Linked DNA regions of Mus musculus: region 1 is linked to region 2. The links are chromatin loops, found by intact Hi-C in ENCODE. Cell type or tissue: left cerebral cortex. All regions are shown on one strand.

What was found. Hi-C counts contacts between places; a loop is a spot of excess contacts. Peaks named below come from ENCODE experiments on the same cell type or tissue, not always from the same donor. Only the 100,000 strongest peaks of a DNase experiment are listed, where the experiment ranks them.
Region 1: a loop joins it to region 2, with 2.9 times the contacts of the local background. A loop is called at or near these places in 5 of 42 quality-filtered maps.

What each region holds. Positions count from the first base shown.
Region 1 is chr16:32,793,849-32,801,848 of GRCm38, reverse strand. Muc20 (mucin 20) reads left to right here and starts at 4,414. Exons shown (of 4, transcript NM_146071.2): 1 at 4,414-4,532; 2 at 6,920-8,000. The coding sequence starts at 4,457. In left cerebral cortex, no CTCF peak of the experiment used is centred here; no DNase peak of the experiment used is centred here.
Region 2 is chr16:32,719,381-32,727,380 of GRCm38, reverse strand. It overlaps the pseudogene Gm9556. Among named protein-coding and RNA genes, the nearest start is that of Muc4, 13 kb to the left of the region's middle. In left cerebral cortex, no CTCF peak of the experiment used is centred here; no DNase peak of the experiment used is centred here.

The sequences.
Region 1 (8,000 bases), 74 kb before region 2:
TTATACCGAGCACACACATACACGTGCACCTGTAGATAAAGTTTGTCCCCTGTCCCCTCCTCTGGTGATACACAAGACCCCAGCTCCTGGACCCAAGATGGTGAAAGGAGATAAGAAACCCAAAATGAGTCAAAAGTGCAACTAGCCTCAGCTCCTTGTCTAGCACACAGATGACTTTGTATTTCCAGGACATTTTTGCTAAATCAATTAGGCCTTGTCCCAAGTCAGAGTCACCGCTACCATATATGTTGGTTTTGTGGGGGACAGAGAATAGGAGCTCTGAGCCTAACAGGTGAGGCTGACTCCAGGATCTTTACTGATGCTCTGGCTGAGAGCCTGTGCCCATCCATGGCTTTACGCTGACACCCCACGTGGGTCAAGCTGAAGTGATCTCCGTGTCTACTTTCAAAACATATCACTAATTAGAGAGTGTTCGTAGGCCTTTCCTCCCCCACCATCCCTTGTCATGCTAACTCCTAGGCTCTATGTCGTTCTCAACAGAGCTGCCAGGGTTCCTGCTGCCTGGCCTTCTAGACCCCGAGTTAGGGCCTACCGCCCTCCTCAGAGCTCTGCAGGGACACTTCAAGCTCACTTGTTCATCAAGTTAAAAATCAGAGGGCACCATTGTCTTCTACAAGGTTCCCGATCTAGGCTGACAAGCCCCAGATGGGGGCAGTTGCTTTAGTCTCATGTCCTTGAAACTAAGTTATCTGAACGTAGAAGTCAGAAGAGAGTAAATTGCTGGATTTTGAGAACAGGTAATGGGAAAGTCCCTTCTGTTTAGCTCTTGAAATAAATAAATAAATAAATAAATAAATAAATAAATAAATAAGGACCTGATAGTAACCAGTCGGTAACTCATTGTCTATTTCCTGTTCCCACTTCACCAGGAGAGTAGACTTGAAGCCACCTAGCGCTATTTAGTTTTGCTTTTACTTTTTCTTGCTGTGCTAGGGGTGAGCCCCACCCAGGCTCTGTCCTGGGGGTGAACTCCACCCATGCCCTCACCTGGGGGTGAACCCCACCCAGGCTCTGTCTTGCTCTTGCCATGTTCTGCACTCTGCTTTGTCAGCTAAGCCCACAGAACGGTTGCTCGTTCTGTTTTATAGAATGAAGCCAGACTCTACGAGCATAGATACAGCCACTGAAGACACACAACTCTATTGTAATTTATACTTTGATAGAGTAAAGCCTCGGATGCCCACGGAATCCTCGTTACCCTCCCCTGCCATTCTGCTGCCCCCTCCCCCACTCCCATCTCTTATACTCCTGTGACTCCAGCCCTGGCTGTTCCTTGGTATTCCTAACCTGTAGCCATCTTTGGCTGCTTTGTGGGTTCTTTTTTCTTCTACCCTTCTCTACCATTTTTCTCTACCCTTTTAACCTCCTAATACTAAATAAGAGAGAAAGAAGGATAGAGAGGAAATGAAAGAGATCCTTGAATAAAGTCAGGGGTGAGAAAGGGGCCAACGTTATCCTCAGATGACTTTTTGCTGATTGGGGCTGCTGAGTTCTTCGGGGCAAGTTTGATCTTCACTGTCAGGATACCCACTTTCTTCTTGTTTCTTCTTTGTGCACCACTACTTAACAAACTGCAAACAACAGCCTACCATGCCCCTCAGGACCCTAGCATTTATAGACCCTCTGAAAAGTCCCCAGCATTCCAAATGTTACACAATTGCAGAAATTATCTGCAGCTGGCAAAATCACGCCCCTGACAGAGCATGAGGCAAATCATAGTCAGCTGCTGTGGACAGTCTGAAGCGGTCCCTTATCCCACACCTGGGATTAAAACAAAAACATTTCTGAGTGTTTAAAAGGAAACCAAACTTCCAGAATTCTCACTACATAAACCTTTCTGCTTTAAGCTTCTGACATCTCTCTAGATGCTCCTACAATCTCCTCCCTTGTTATTCAGTACCGCAACCTGAACCGCCATGCCGCCCATGCACACATACACCCACATACCCCAGCTCTTCAATGTCTCTTTCTTTCTCGGTCACTTACAAATTTCTATTCCCTTGTTCACTGCCCACCCAGTCTTCAGGACTTAGCTCCTGAGGGCCATCCCTGTCTGTTTTCCTCTGTGATGTATTACCTCAAGAGCTGAGACCAATGTCTGACATTGCTTGTTAATGTGCTTGTTAATGTAGTGAGACTTGTGCCTTGTGCTAACTCGTGGTGAGAGCTGAGCTGGGCTGTGAAGAAATGGTCCAAGAACTTTCCAGTGAAGTTTGTGATGGCCCTCAGGGCTGCTGGCCATCAGCCAGGCTTGGAAGTAACCCTGGATAAAGAAGAAACTTGTAGTGGTTTGGTCTGATGCTGCTTGTATTCGAATGTTAAATGCTGGCTTCTCAAGATGTGGTTGATTCTTACGTATACCAAGTGATGCTATGTGAAACTTCTCCCCAATATAACTGGTCAACGAGAGGGTAGAGCCTGTGATTGGGCAGTGGAGGGAGAAAGGTGGGGCATGGGTTCTAGGAAGAGGAAGAAGAAGAAAGAAGATGGTGGTGGAGGTGGAGGACTTTGCCATACGAGGAGATGGACCATGACCACTAAGCAGTCAGGAGAAACAGTAAGTGACAAGACACTTTATAGCTAGGGGATAAGTTAGTATAACTCCAAACCTGTCCAATCTAGGCTTACAGTTTGTAAATAAAATACCTGAGTTGTGTGTCTTTTATATGAACCAGCTAAGACTATAAATTCATTCCACAGAAACGGGCCCAGATCTTCTTAGGGTTTTTCTGTTTGTTTGTTTGTCTGTCTTCATTTTCAAGTGTGTAGGGCTGTTGGCCATTTCAGTTGGAAGAGGAAATGCAGTGGGGAATTCCTTGTTGGGGTGAAAAGGGCACCAGAATGCTGGTCCGTAGAGTAAGCTGCCCCTGGAATGAGGAAGCCCCTGGCTCTGCATGGGTGCAGCAGGAGAGTGTGGAGGACTGCCCAGACAGAGATCTGCCCTCTTGCCATGTTCCCTCCACCTCCTTAAAGGGTGGATTTCACATGGGGACATGGCTACATGGCACGGTCTCCCAGAATGCAGTGGTTCCTCCTCCTCCCACCTGTTTAGAGTAGAGAGCTGAGTTTGAGTCTGGGAAAGGAAAAGGCTCAGCCTGCGGACTGTGTTCCTGCCACTACTCCCCACGCCCCTCAACTCCAGTGTCAGGTTACTTCACAGAGACTCCAGAGCCCCTTCTGAAGAGGCTGACACACCCCAAGATGACAGCTCCTCCTCCCAGGAGGGAAAGCCCTGTCACCACAGTGCCCACTAAAGTTCTCTATGATACTGTCAGATAGCCAGCAGTCAATCTCAGACTGCTGGGCCAAGAAGCCCTCAGAAGCCTTCCTGACTGAGGTCCAGAGAGGGCAAACTACTGGTCTAAGACCACACAGCTTTTTGCCCACAGTTAAGGACAGAGCGTTTGATACAGTTTTACATTTCCTTCCTGTTCTCAGTTTTGTGATTCTGTGACACAGATCCGAGATGTCTTCTCCATCCCAGAGCTGCTTTTCATCCAAAAGCACTTAAAATGCCCACGGAACCTTGTCTGGCCACTGGGTATGGCCCTAAGAGCACTAGGCCTTGGTCCTTGAGGGGTCAGAGTCCTCTTTGTTTTGGGGGAGGCATATAGAAAATACAGCCCATAACATCACTCCTTGCCTTGGAAACTAATCTCCTAAGTGTCCCCAAGTCATCTCCTTCTGCTGGCTCTTGGACTCAGAGCATCATGCCATCCTCTGCATCCTGAATCCTCAAACATGACTGGGGACCTGGTCCTGCCTTGGACTTCGCTGCAAAATCCCAGGATTTTTAATATAGAAAGCTATTAGAGGTTAGAGTCCTGCCCCCACACTGGGACACTGTCCCCTTGAGACCTCAGGACCATTCACATGGACTGGTCAAGGCTGAGGGCTCCCACTTATATCTTGAGCTACTGAGATAGATGCATTTTCTCTGAGCACCAGCAATGTATAGGAGACGTTGCGTAAGAACTTTGGTGGTGTCCTGAGTCAGACAGTGTGTCCATTTTACAGATCAAGAAGTTGGGGCTAAGAAATGTTCTCTTATTTGCCCTTGGTCCCTAGAACTGATAAAATCTAGGCTCAGTAGATAAACTTGGGTCTGCCCATGAAGCCGGGACCCCAGGTATGGGTGAGTGGGGTAAACACCATCTCTTTCATGCCATTCTCAGTGCCAGGGGAGGGTTTCAGAATGGAACTGATGCCATATCTTCAAATCAGAGAGGCAAGGCATGGGAGTCAGGGTGGGGAGTGGGACCATGAACCTGCTGTCAGCCTGCACATTTGTGGTCACCCGGCTGCCTCCTGGAACCTACCCAGTCACACCTGGGCAGTCGTCTGCCCCTCCTCCCGGGGTTGAGGAAGCAGGAAAGGGTGGTGAGGAGAGACAGCAGGCAGGTCCGGCAGACAGCGGTGGTCAGGGCCAGGCACGATGGGCTCTGTCTGGGGCCTGGCTGTGCCCCTCCTTGTCTTCTGCTGGAAGGTTGGCGTCAGTGTGAGCTCTCCAGGTAAGGAACAGGACAGCCCCCGGGGATCCTCCCTGGTGGAGCTCTGGGTTTCAGTGCTGGCAAAGACAGCTCTTTGTGGGCAAGGGAGACATTTTTGTTAATTGTATTAATGGCCGGAGGAATAGACGAGTGTGCTGGCTGGCAGATGGGTCAGCTTACACATGGTGGCCCTGTGGCCATCACTGTAAGGGAGTCTGGGAGTCACTCTTTAGTCATGGGATAGTGGGGTGGAGGGAGGAGGGGCTTGGGAGATGCCAGCTGGTGATCATTTTAGCTCTGCTCCCTCCAACATCGTTACCTAGCCCAGCTGTTCTTTGAAATTTGCCTTTTGAATGAAAAGTTTGTCACAAACTGCTTGGGCGGGGAGATTCTGAGAGAGGCAGACTTTTCTGAAAGATGGGAGCTAACCGTGATCTGTTACTAACTGGCACTGTGCCAAACCTATCACACACACTTTAAAATAGATAATTTTCAGGCTAACTTTAGGTTTATAGTAAAACTGAACAGCATTCTACTGAGACTTCTGATTTATCCAGTCCCTCCCACACACAGCCCCTGCTGTTCACGTCCCCACGGCATGGGGACTGCTACAGCGGAGACCACACACTGACATGTCACACCGGGCATCACTTTTTTAAATTCCATTTTTTAAGTTTATTGACAGAATTTCTAAATAAATAAATAAGTATTTATGTATGTATTTATTTATTTGTTTTGACACATTGCCCTGACAGCATGGAACTTGCTATATACACTTTATTTATCAATGTTTCCATTTTCCATTTTTCTATGCATGTGTGTGAAAGAGAAATGTTTCTACATATGTGTGGATTCACATGTGTTTGGCTGTGTGTGAAGATGTGTACAGTGTGTGTGGAGGTTGATTTTGGGATCACCCTTGAAAGTTCTCTCACCTTATTCCTTGACCTGGGATCTCTCAATCAAACCCAGAGTTCAGAGTTCAGATACACACACACACACACACACACACAGAGAGAGAGAGAGAGAGAAAGAGAGAGAGAGAGAGAGAGAGAGAGAGAAAGTCCACAAATGCTTGACACGTGTGTGGAGACCACCTGACAGTTTGAATCTTAACTTCTGGTCACCAAGCTTGGTAGCAAGCAGCTCTACCCACTTGAGCTATCGGGCTGGTCCAACATTGCCTTTTAAATCCTCACAATAACGTCAAGGAAAGGTGCGCACCTCTAAGACCTGCCACCCACCTAAAAGCAAGGGGACTGCAGCTTAGAGGGAGGAATTTAACCCCGGGGCCAGCACTGCTAGCAGTGCCCAACCATTGGACCACCCACCCTGCCTGTCACACTTTACATATGAGAAAGTACCAGTGTGGAGCACAGAGACTTGACCTGTGTCACAGAGTTAGTATACAGCAGAACAAGCAACAGAGGCAAGACTCAAACCAGGCTGTATTTCCATACTTTTCTCACTCCCAATATGGAGGTATGGAAGAGGAAAGCAGCCACACCCTCCGATCTGGGCTGGGTTCTGTGGACCAGGGGCCTCAAAGAAATAGCTTGGGATTAGGCATAGATGCCCATATGAAGAAGGCAATCAGTAGCTCCTGCAGACGTGTATGTGTGTGTGTGTGCGTGCGCGCGCGAGAGAGTGTGCGCCCACTAATCATTTCCTTTACCCATGTGAACTGGCTCCAGTTCCCTGACTGCTTGCTTTCCTAGGACATATTCCACTCAGGCTGGAGGCTCCTCTCCCCGTCCTCCCAGTTATCTCTAAAGATGAAACCATAGGTCATTCTAGACTTTGAAGAACATACTTCTATGGGAATTTTTGTGTGTGTGTGTGGGGGTGAGCAAACCACCCATGGGAGAGTGACAAAGTTTCTTCAGAAAGTTTATCCCTGAGTACCCAGACCACTTCCCCTGCACCATCATTCCTGGATACCCAAACCACTTCCCCTGCACCATCATCTCTGACCACTTCCCCTTTACCATCATCTCTGATCACTTCTCCTACTCTATCATCTCTGACCACATCCCCTGCACCATCATTCCTGGATACCCAGACTATTTCTCCTACACCATCATCCCTGGATCCCTGCTCTGCAGTCCTTGGCTCATGTGGATTCCTGTCTTCTTTGCCTGCCTTAGTCGGTATATGCTGTGAGGCTGAGCTGTAGACCCGGGGTCAGCTGGGATCCTTTGGGGCAGGGGGCAGTTGTCAGGGCTTCAGAGAGCACTAGTTGGGGTAGCATGTCTTCGGGGCTGCTGTGAAGGCTTTGGCTTCTCTGTGCTGCCTTCATCCTCTAGGTTTATGTAGATGATGACCCTCCATGCCATCCAATAGCACCTAGGGCATAAACTGTGATGTCAGTCCACTGGCACTCACCAGGTTGTTCTCATCCCACACAGGTCTCGACATTAGCAGATCAGTTCCTTTGGTGACAACCAACAACATGGAAGTGTCCACCTTCACTCAAAGGGACAGGCCCAGCTCAGAGAGAGCTTTCCAGACCACCAACCTGATTCAGTATGTACCTCTAGACACGCAAACTCTCAGCACTGAATCTGCTTCTAATGCTTTAAGTGCAACTAGTATCAGTTCAGAGGTCAATTCCAGAGACACTCAGACCACCTCTTTTGTAACAAAGACCAGGAAGACACATACTACCACTCCTGCAGCATCATCCCTAGAGGCCCAGACCACCTCTCCTAATTTGTCAACCCTGAATATTCAGATTACCTCCCCAATAGCATCGTCCCTGGATGCTCAGACCATTTTTCCTGTATCATTATCCCTGAGTACCCAGACCACTTCTCCTGCACCATCATTCCTGGATACCCAAACCACTTCCCCTGAACCATCATCTCTGACCACTTCCCCTGCACCATCATCTCTGATCACTTCTCCTACTCCATCATCTCTAACTACATCCCCTGCACCATCATTCCTGGATACCCAGACCACTTCCCCTGCACCATCATCTCTGACCACTTCCCCTGCACCATCATCCCTAGATACCCAGACCATCTCACCTATTGAATTGACCCTAAAGACCCAAACCATTTCCACTGTAACGGAGACCAGAACGGTTTCAATAAGAATACCTTCTGACCTCACGGTTATGCACACCATCCCTACAGAGACATTGGCACCAAGCAACAGCCCCAGAACTGGGATGAGCACTGTCCAAACTGGCACAGTGTGGGACTCCATAGAAGCCGTCTTTGACACCCTTTGTACCGATGACAGCTCTGAAGAGGCAAGGAAGATCACAGTTGACCTCCTGACGTTGGCACACACCTCCACGGAAGTGGAGTACCTGTCTTCAGAGAGCAGCTCTTCCTCTGACAGTTCAGCTGGGGTCCTCAGCAGCTCACGAGTCCTGGGACCCGACAGTGCAACTCCAGCCAAGGGGTTGGTTGCCTTCAACATCACTCATATTAAACTCAGCAACTGCATCACAGAAATAGAAACAACCATCACCATCTC
Region 2 (8,000 bases):
TCCAGGCAGCAAGTCAGATCCACAGCTAGGAACATGGGAAGCCATGCCAGTGGGCTTCCTGGGAAGCTCTGGGATGACCTTACCCACAGCCTTGGCATCACCCGTGGATACAGGGATGGTGTTCTGGGAAGCCCCACAACCATTATAGCACAGATTCCCTCAGGGGGCATCCACAGTCTTCTGGATGGCAGTGATGGCATGAACTGTAGTCATGAGTCTTTTCCTCAATGCTAAAGTTGTCAAGGTTGACCTTGGCCACAGGGACTATACAATTGGTGGTGCAGGAAGTATTGCTGACAATCTTGAGTGAGTTGTCTCATGGTTGACACCCATCACAAACATAGGGGCATTGGCAGAAGGGGTGGAGATGATGGCTCTTTTGGCCCCACCCTTCAAGTGGGCCCTGGCCTTCTCCATGGTGGTGAAGACACCAGTAGACTCCATGGCACACTTAGCATCAGCATCACCTCATTTGATGCTGGAGGTCTCTCTCCTGGAAGATGGAGATGACCTTCCTGATGATGACACATTTTCTCTTCTCAGACCTGGCTATTCTGTTGAACTAGCCAGGAGGAGAGTCACACTGGAATGTGTACACCATGTAGCTGAGGTCAATGAAGATGGCAATAGAATCCATTAAGCCAGAGTTAAAGACAGCCCTGGTACAACATGGCCCAATCTGTTCATCCTGGCCCTCATCCATGTCTGAGGGTATGACTGGCACTACACCAGGAGATGGGATTGTCTCTGGGAAGGAGCAAAGAGTCACTTATTTAGATTGAGATCAGGTATTAAAGCTCAAGCCTTTAGTCTCAGAGCTCAGGAAGCAGAGGTGGGTGGAGCTCTGTGAATTCTAGACCACCCTGGTGTGTGTAGTGAGTTCCAGACCAGCCAGAGTTACATGAAAAGAATCTTTCTCATAAAGATAAAAATGATTTTTGTTGCCATTAGAGACAGAGAACATGAAGTTGGGTTAGTGGGGTTAGGGATCTAGGAAGTATTGGAAGAGGGGAAAGAATGTGACCAAATTAACTTGAAAACTTTTTTAAACTAAAAAGTTTAAATTCTTTAACACACACATATGCTTTGCCTACATGTGTGTTAACACACACACACACAAATATTCTTTGCCTACATGTGTGTATGTGCACTTCATGAAGCCACATGGGTTCTGGGAATCAAATCCAGGTCCTCTGCAAGAGCAGCCAGTGCTCTTAACTGTTGAGCCCCTTACTTGAGGCTTTTTAAAAAACTTCTGACCCTAGACCATTTCACAGAGCAGTTCGAGCAAGTCTCAAGCTTGAGATGCCACCAAACAATAAAGCAAATCCAGGCTCCAATGGGCTTCAAGCCCTGTCTTATAGTAATTAATATACAACTTGATGACACAGAGCCAGCTGCTGTATAACTATGTATTGGAGTCTATATAGTATGTACTCTCTACTAGCCATTCAGTATATGTATATAGAACATACAACAGGTCACAGTTCATCTGAAAGTGACTTTTGAAAGGCTCTAAGAGAGCTGGCTGTAATAGAATGCCTATGATTCTAGCATTCCCAAGGCTGGTGGGAGCATTGTGAGTTTGAAGCCAGCCTGAGAAAACTACAAACTCAAAACAAAACCGGGTTGAGGGTAGGGGGGGGCAGTGTCTCAGTCTTTTAAAAGATGCTGTTATTGCTTGAGGTGGCCCTGAATGTCTGATGCTTCTTAACATGTCTGGGCAGTGACACCTCAAGCCCCAGGTTCCCTTGAGGCAATTAAGCCAACTGCCCTAGGTTAACTGGGCCCTCCCGCCTCCCAGGTGACACCTTCAGGGTCTGTGAAGCCGAATGTCAAATGTCGGGGCTTCTGGCCTGCAAAGGCCTGGCTTTCTGAGAACTCTGGCTGTAGAGAAGACAGTTCACCTCAGGCCTCAGAGTAAAGGCCACTCACTCTGCCTCCAATATTAATCCTCAACTTCTGTTGAGTATTCAGAATGAGAGGTCAGATGAAAAGCCCCTCATGTTCTATACATTTCTACACATCTGTATGCATTAAAGAACAGCAGCAATGTGTCTTCCTCAGGGCCTTAAGTCTGTGTTTCTGTCCCACACATAAAGGTAAGGAAAGCCAGCAGGAAGTGGGGCAGCCAGCTGGGAAGTGCTAAGCACGCTCGCAAGTTCTATTCGGGCTTGGGGCTCAGATCTTGAACCACTGAGGGGACTAGGTTCATAGGCTCTGGAAAGGCAATCCCGTCTAGGGTGGATTAGGAGTCAGACATCTGTGGGCCCAACTCAGGCTCAGAAGTACTAAGAAGAGTAAGCTAGGCAGTGAGTCCAGAATCCCCTTGGTGAGGTGGTCCATGGGACATACTGGGGAATATGAGGTGCACAGGGGCTGACTGGTCTAGGTTCCCCTGAATGTAGATAAAGGCCTTCACATACCTGGCTAAACCCCAGGTTCTACTGGGCAGCTGCAGAAAAGGGGGGATGCTATGGAGCAGAGCCTAGGGGCTGTGCACAGAATGGTAGCTGCTGTCCAGACACATGAAGTTTGTTAGGATGTGGTCAGGGGCTTCTGACCGGAGGGCATCCACTCTTGGTGCTTCTCTGCTTTCTCACTAGTTCAAATCCTTATGTTCATAGGAGAGTTGAAAGATACATTGTACCATGTGAATGTGACCATCTAGGGAAGGGACCTTTTTGCAGAATCCCCTAGACCCCAGGCCTGTCCTTCTCACCCACCTCAGGAAGCTTGGGCCAGGTCCCCTTTACCACTACACACAAACACACACACACACACACACACACACACACTCATGATGCCCCAGGGATTCCCTCTGGGTCTTCCTTCTCCTTACAGGGAAGAGAAAGTTTGCAATGATGGCCTTTTGTGGTCATCACTCTCCTTGGCTGGTCTCCAAAGAGCCTCTGGGTTTGACTGAAGTTTAAGCAATACAGAGTAGTTGTGGCACTATGAGACCAGCCTGGTCTCCAGTCAGCCCTTAACTTCCTTACCTATTCCACCCTAGTCTTTACAGAGAACCCCAGAGGTGCCGGGTGTCCAGGCTTGCCCACTTGCAGCTGGATTTACTTCACTGTCTGACAACTGGCCTGAAAACACAGACCGATGGATGCCAACAACCATGAAGGGTCTGATATTATATCCACTAGTGAACTAACAAGCTGGCCTGCCACAGTTTTACAGATGTTAGCAAACAAAAAACCATAACAAGAACAAAGCCACTCACAGCAGACCCTGGGTTAGAGGCAAAGCGATTTGTTACAGCCGCTAACATCAGCTTCAGGGTTCATTGGTTCCTCTGCTACTTGCCCTGAGACAATACAGAGGCAGGCCCAGATGTGTTCTATGAGCCAAAGTGAGCTTACATCCCAGCTACCCAGGCTAGGAACACCAATATCTTATCTACAGCTATAAAACAAACCTGTCCAACCTTTTCCCCAGAGCTAAACGATATCTCTGTGCTGTTGGACAGTAAACAGATCAGCCTCCTGCACAAAGGGAGACACTGCCTTGTCTTCCAATGCTCTCGCTGTATGAACATTCTGGAAGATCCCAAAACAAAAGGACAAAATGTCAATGCATTTGTTCTTAAAATTTGCAGAAATGTGATTGAGTTGTAGAAAAAAATGTCTCCCAACATCCAGGAGCCAGGGAAGACCAAGGCTCCATTAGCATGAGCTGTTGGCTCTTTCCCTGTCTCTGGCTTTCGTGAGTGGCTCACACAGGTATCACAGAACCCCTTTCCTCAAGCCACCATCCCTCAGAGGATAACCTTTGTCAAAGGGACACATGAATAACTGACGGGTGCCGAGTGTTTGTAGAATTATGTCAATCATGGGTTCAGTAACTGTAGGGAGCACCTGAGAGAAACAACCGGAAGGAAGGAAGAAAGGTTTATTTGAGCTTCTGATTTCAGAAGGGTGAATCCACAGGCAGCTAGCCCCAAACAGCCCTGAGAAAGGGTGTGGTAGAGAAGGCGTCTCATCTTGTGAAGAACGTGAATAGAGGCCAACAGGGCCAGGAGATAAGATATGGGCTCGATGTGCAGACGTGCAGCTAAGTGTCTTCACCTGTGCCAGGAGCACCCTGAACCCTCATCTTAACCCCCAGCACTGACGTTACCCAGTTGCCTCGACTTTTTTTTTTTTTAACATGTTGCCCATTTCTGATACAAAAGCCCTTGGCATTTTTATGAAGAATAGCATCTGTAAACTGGGGTGTTTGGCCTCTACTTCCTGTCTTGAATCTGTGTCCTGAGGGTTGCAGCTGCCTAGGGACCTTTTGGTGCAGACTTGCAGGTATGCAGGCAGTGGTGTATGCTGACAGAGGTCGCTGCTGGGTCTTCACCCTGAAGGTGATTTTCAGACTGGAGCTCTGCTAACAGTGCAGCTTGCCCACAGAATGCCAAGCCCCACTTCCAAGATCGTAAGGAGCTTGCCAAGAGGACCGGGGCTCGTTCTGTTGAAAAGCCTTTAAAGATTTGTGGGATTTATCTGTAGACTTCTGAGAACAGTAGAAATATTTTTATTTTTTAATGATTTTGCACTTCTGAATTCAGGTGGAAAATAAATTTGTATTAGTTTGTTCAGGGGATTATGACTTGAAAAATTTCATATCCTGAGGGTTTTTTTTTTGCTTGTATACTCCATGTTTAAAATATTTACTAGGAAATACATGTCCCCTGTTCATTAATATATTGTAGACTAATTTAACAGGTGCATTTCAGGGAAATTCTTCCTAGTTTAATAAGTAAGGTAAAAGTTTTATTTTATTTTTTTAGTATTTAGTGCATATTCTCTACTTCATGCTGTTTAAAATTAGCCTGCAAATATTTTCAGTCACTTCTGTGGGCTATTAGAAGATAAACAATAAAATAAACAAAAGACATCCTAAAAAAAAAAAAAAAAAAAAAAAAAGATATGAGCTCGAAAAGCATGAGAGCTTTTGGGAGACATTTCAGAGTCAAACCAAAGGGTAACAATGTAGCTTACAACACAGGCCAACAAGACAGCTTAACAACACAAAGGTACTTACCGCTAATACTTGTGGACTGACTTCAATCCTCAGGACTCAGGCAGTAGAAGAAAACTGACTCCCACAAGTTGTCCTCTGATCTACACACACACACACACACACACACACACACACACACACACACGCTCCTACACACACATGTACATATGAGCACACACACACTCAGATGCACACATAAGCACACACACTCAAATACACACACAGACACACACATACACAAACACACACTCACACACTGAAAGGTGCACTAATACAGAGAGTACTGAAGTTGTCAGTTCTGTGGCTACAGCTAACTTCAGGAATCCACACAGCTTAGGCAGCCCATCCCCCCATGGCTCCCGCTCACAAAGGTACCATGCTTGCTTGGTCTGGTACTCTGTCACATCTTGACATTGGAAGGTTTGTGACGGGGCTCCAATTATGCAGTGGTGCTGGTGGTGACACTGGTGGTGACACTACATATACATTCCTGAAAATCAGAACATTGTTCAAGTCGTGGGAAAACACTGGGAACTTAGAGGGGGAAATGGAGTTAGGTAGACAGGATTCAAAAACCTTATTGGTGGCTAGGTGTGGTCGCCATACTTGAGAAGCCGAAGTAGGAGGGTCTTGAATTTAAGGTCAACCTGGCCTACCTAGCAAGACCCTGCCTTAACTCTCATCCTTGAAAAACTACATCTTTGGTGCATTAAAAAAACATATGTCTAGCCAGGCACAACGGTGTTCACTCTCAATCCCAGCCCTGGGAGGTAGAAGTGGGAGGATCTGTGAGTTTGAGGCCAGCCTAGTCTGATCTACATAGCAAATTCCAGGACAGTCAGAGCTTATAGAGGACCCTATCTTAAAAACAAAACAAAACAAAATAAACAAACAAATAAATAAATACACCTCATAAGAGTGGTAGTGTATTTACACAGTTAAAGGCCATGAAACACATTTCTGCTACACCAATAGAGCAGTTTGTCTCCAGGAAGAGATGCAATTGGTCTTTGGCTATGGTGTGGGAGAGGTGGGAAGGGTGGAAGGAGGTCTATCTGATACCACACACGGAATGAGGTGGCTTATGACACATGAGGTGACCCAAGGGAGTTGGGACCGCCCCTGATGCGATGGATGTGTGGCTCTTCACATTTTTATAGGAATCAGTTCAACTAGATGCAGTTTCTTGCTCTCTTATGTAGTGATGGTTTCCAAAGATGAACTCTCTACTCCTGCACACAGCGCTCTTCTCATGCTCTGATAGCACACACACACACACACACACACACACACACACACACACGCACACACACGATCTTGCTGGAACAAGTTTGTGAACTGAGAGCTATAGCTGCACTGACTGGTCTAATGTTCAAAAGGATTGACTCAGACTGCTGCCATCACACTAACCCTGTGAGGAAGTTTCTGTGAGATTCTAAAGAGCAAGGGGTGGGGACCCACCTATGTGAGGAGGAACTGTGAGAAGAACCAACCGTGCAAGTTCATAAACTCTGCATGGCCTAACTTTCAAGGCCTCCCAGAGAATCCGTAAGTAACTAATACTAAGGTGTCCGCCAACCCAACCCACCCCGCACCCCATCCCCATCCCCACCCCCACCCCCACCCCATAGCCAGCCTGCCTATCAATATACTTGTCCATCAATCAGCTAGTTAGCCAAACTGCCTCTGCGTCTTTCCCTCTTTTTATACTACTTCTTGCTTTGGTTCAGTGACCAAAGCAGCCAGCTGACCGTCTTCTTCGCCCAGGGTGTTGCAAACTACTTGCATGCAAAGACCCACCCACCTCTGAGAACTCAGGGGAAATCACACATCCTGGACTATGCAGCTCAAGTCTTCCTCCTTCTCTTGCTTCCTGCTAGAAAGTGGAGACACTAAGCTCTTCCTCCTCTAGGGATGCTGGCTGAGTGTGAAGGTCACTCGCTGGTTAGCACATTATTAGTCCCTTGACTAGCCAGCCACACTGTAAGTAACACTCAGATATGTGGGTTATAATGGTAACGGTTGCCTAGGCTACTTTTCCAGGGTCGAAAGCCTTTTTTTGTTGTTGTTGTTGAAAATAGTGACTCCTTCCTTGGGCCTGCAATGGGGCAAAAAGGTTTGGCATCTCTACGCTCAGGTCTTCATTACTGCCTTAACTTTTGGGCCAGATTTCTCCTCCTCCTCCTCCTCCTCCTCCTCCTCCTCCTCCTCCTCCTCCTCCTCCTCCTCCTCCTCCTCCTTCTCCTCTTCTTCTCCTCCTCTTCCTCTTTCTCCTCCTTCTCTTCCTCCTCCTCCTTCTCTTCTTCTTCCTCCTCTTTTTTTTTTTTTTTTTTTGCAGTGCTGGGGATTGAACTCAGAGCCTGTGCGTGCTAAGCAAGTGTTCCACTGCTGAGCTGCCCAAGCGAGCCCTTTGAGTCTGTTTTCTCTAGAAAGAAGAAGTCATACTATATAAAGATCTACAGTCATGAAGACACCCCGGTACTGGTTTAACAGACAGGTAAACTTATGGGATAGAATAGAAGATTTAGCTATAAAACGACACAGCTGTGACCACTTCATTTTTGACACAGGAGGCAAAAGCATTCTTTGGTGGGGGGGGGGGGGGATACACTGCTCAACAAATGGTGCTGACAAAACCGGTTTCTACATGCAGAAGATGAAACTCGATAGCCTTCACCTGATACAAAAGTCAACTCAAAAACGGATCAAAGATATTAATTTAAAACCGGAAACACTGAAACTTTTAAAAGGAAATACGGGAGTGCTCTTTAAGACACTGGGGTGGGCAAGAACTTTTTGGACAGCACACTAGCAGCGCAGGGACGAACCCCAAGCGTCACAGGTAGGGCTATGTTACAATACATTGCCTGCACAGTGTAGGACCCAATCCTCAGAGCACAGGGCCCTCAGAAGAGGGGAAAGCCTTCCCCAGCTACACCAACCCAAGGGGCCGAGATCCAGAACTTACAAAGAATTGCAAT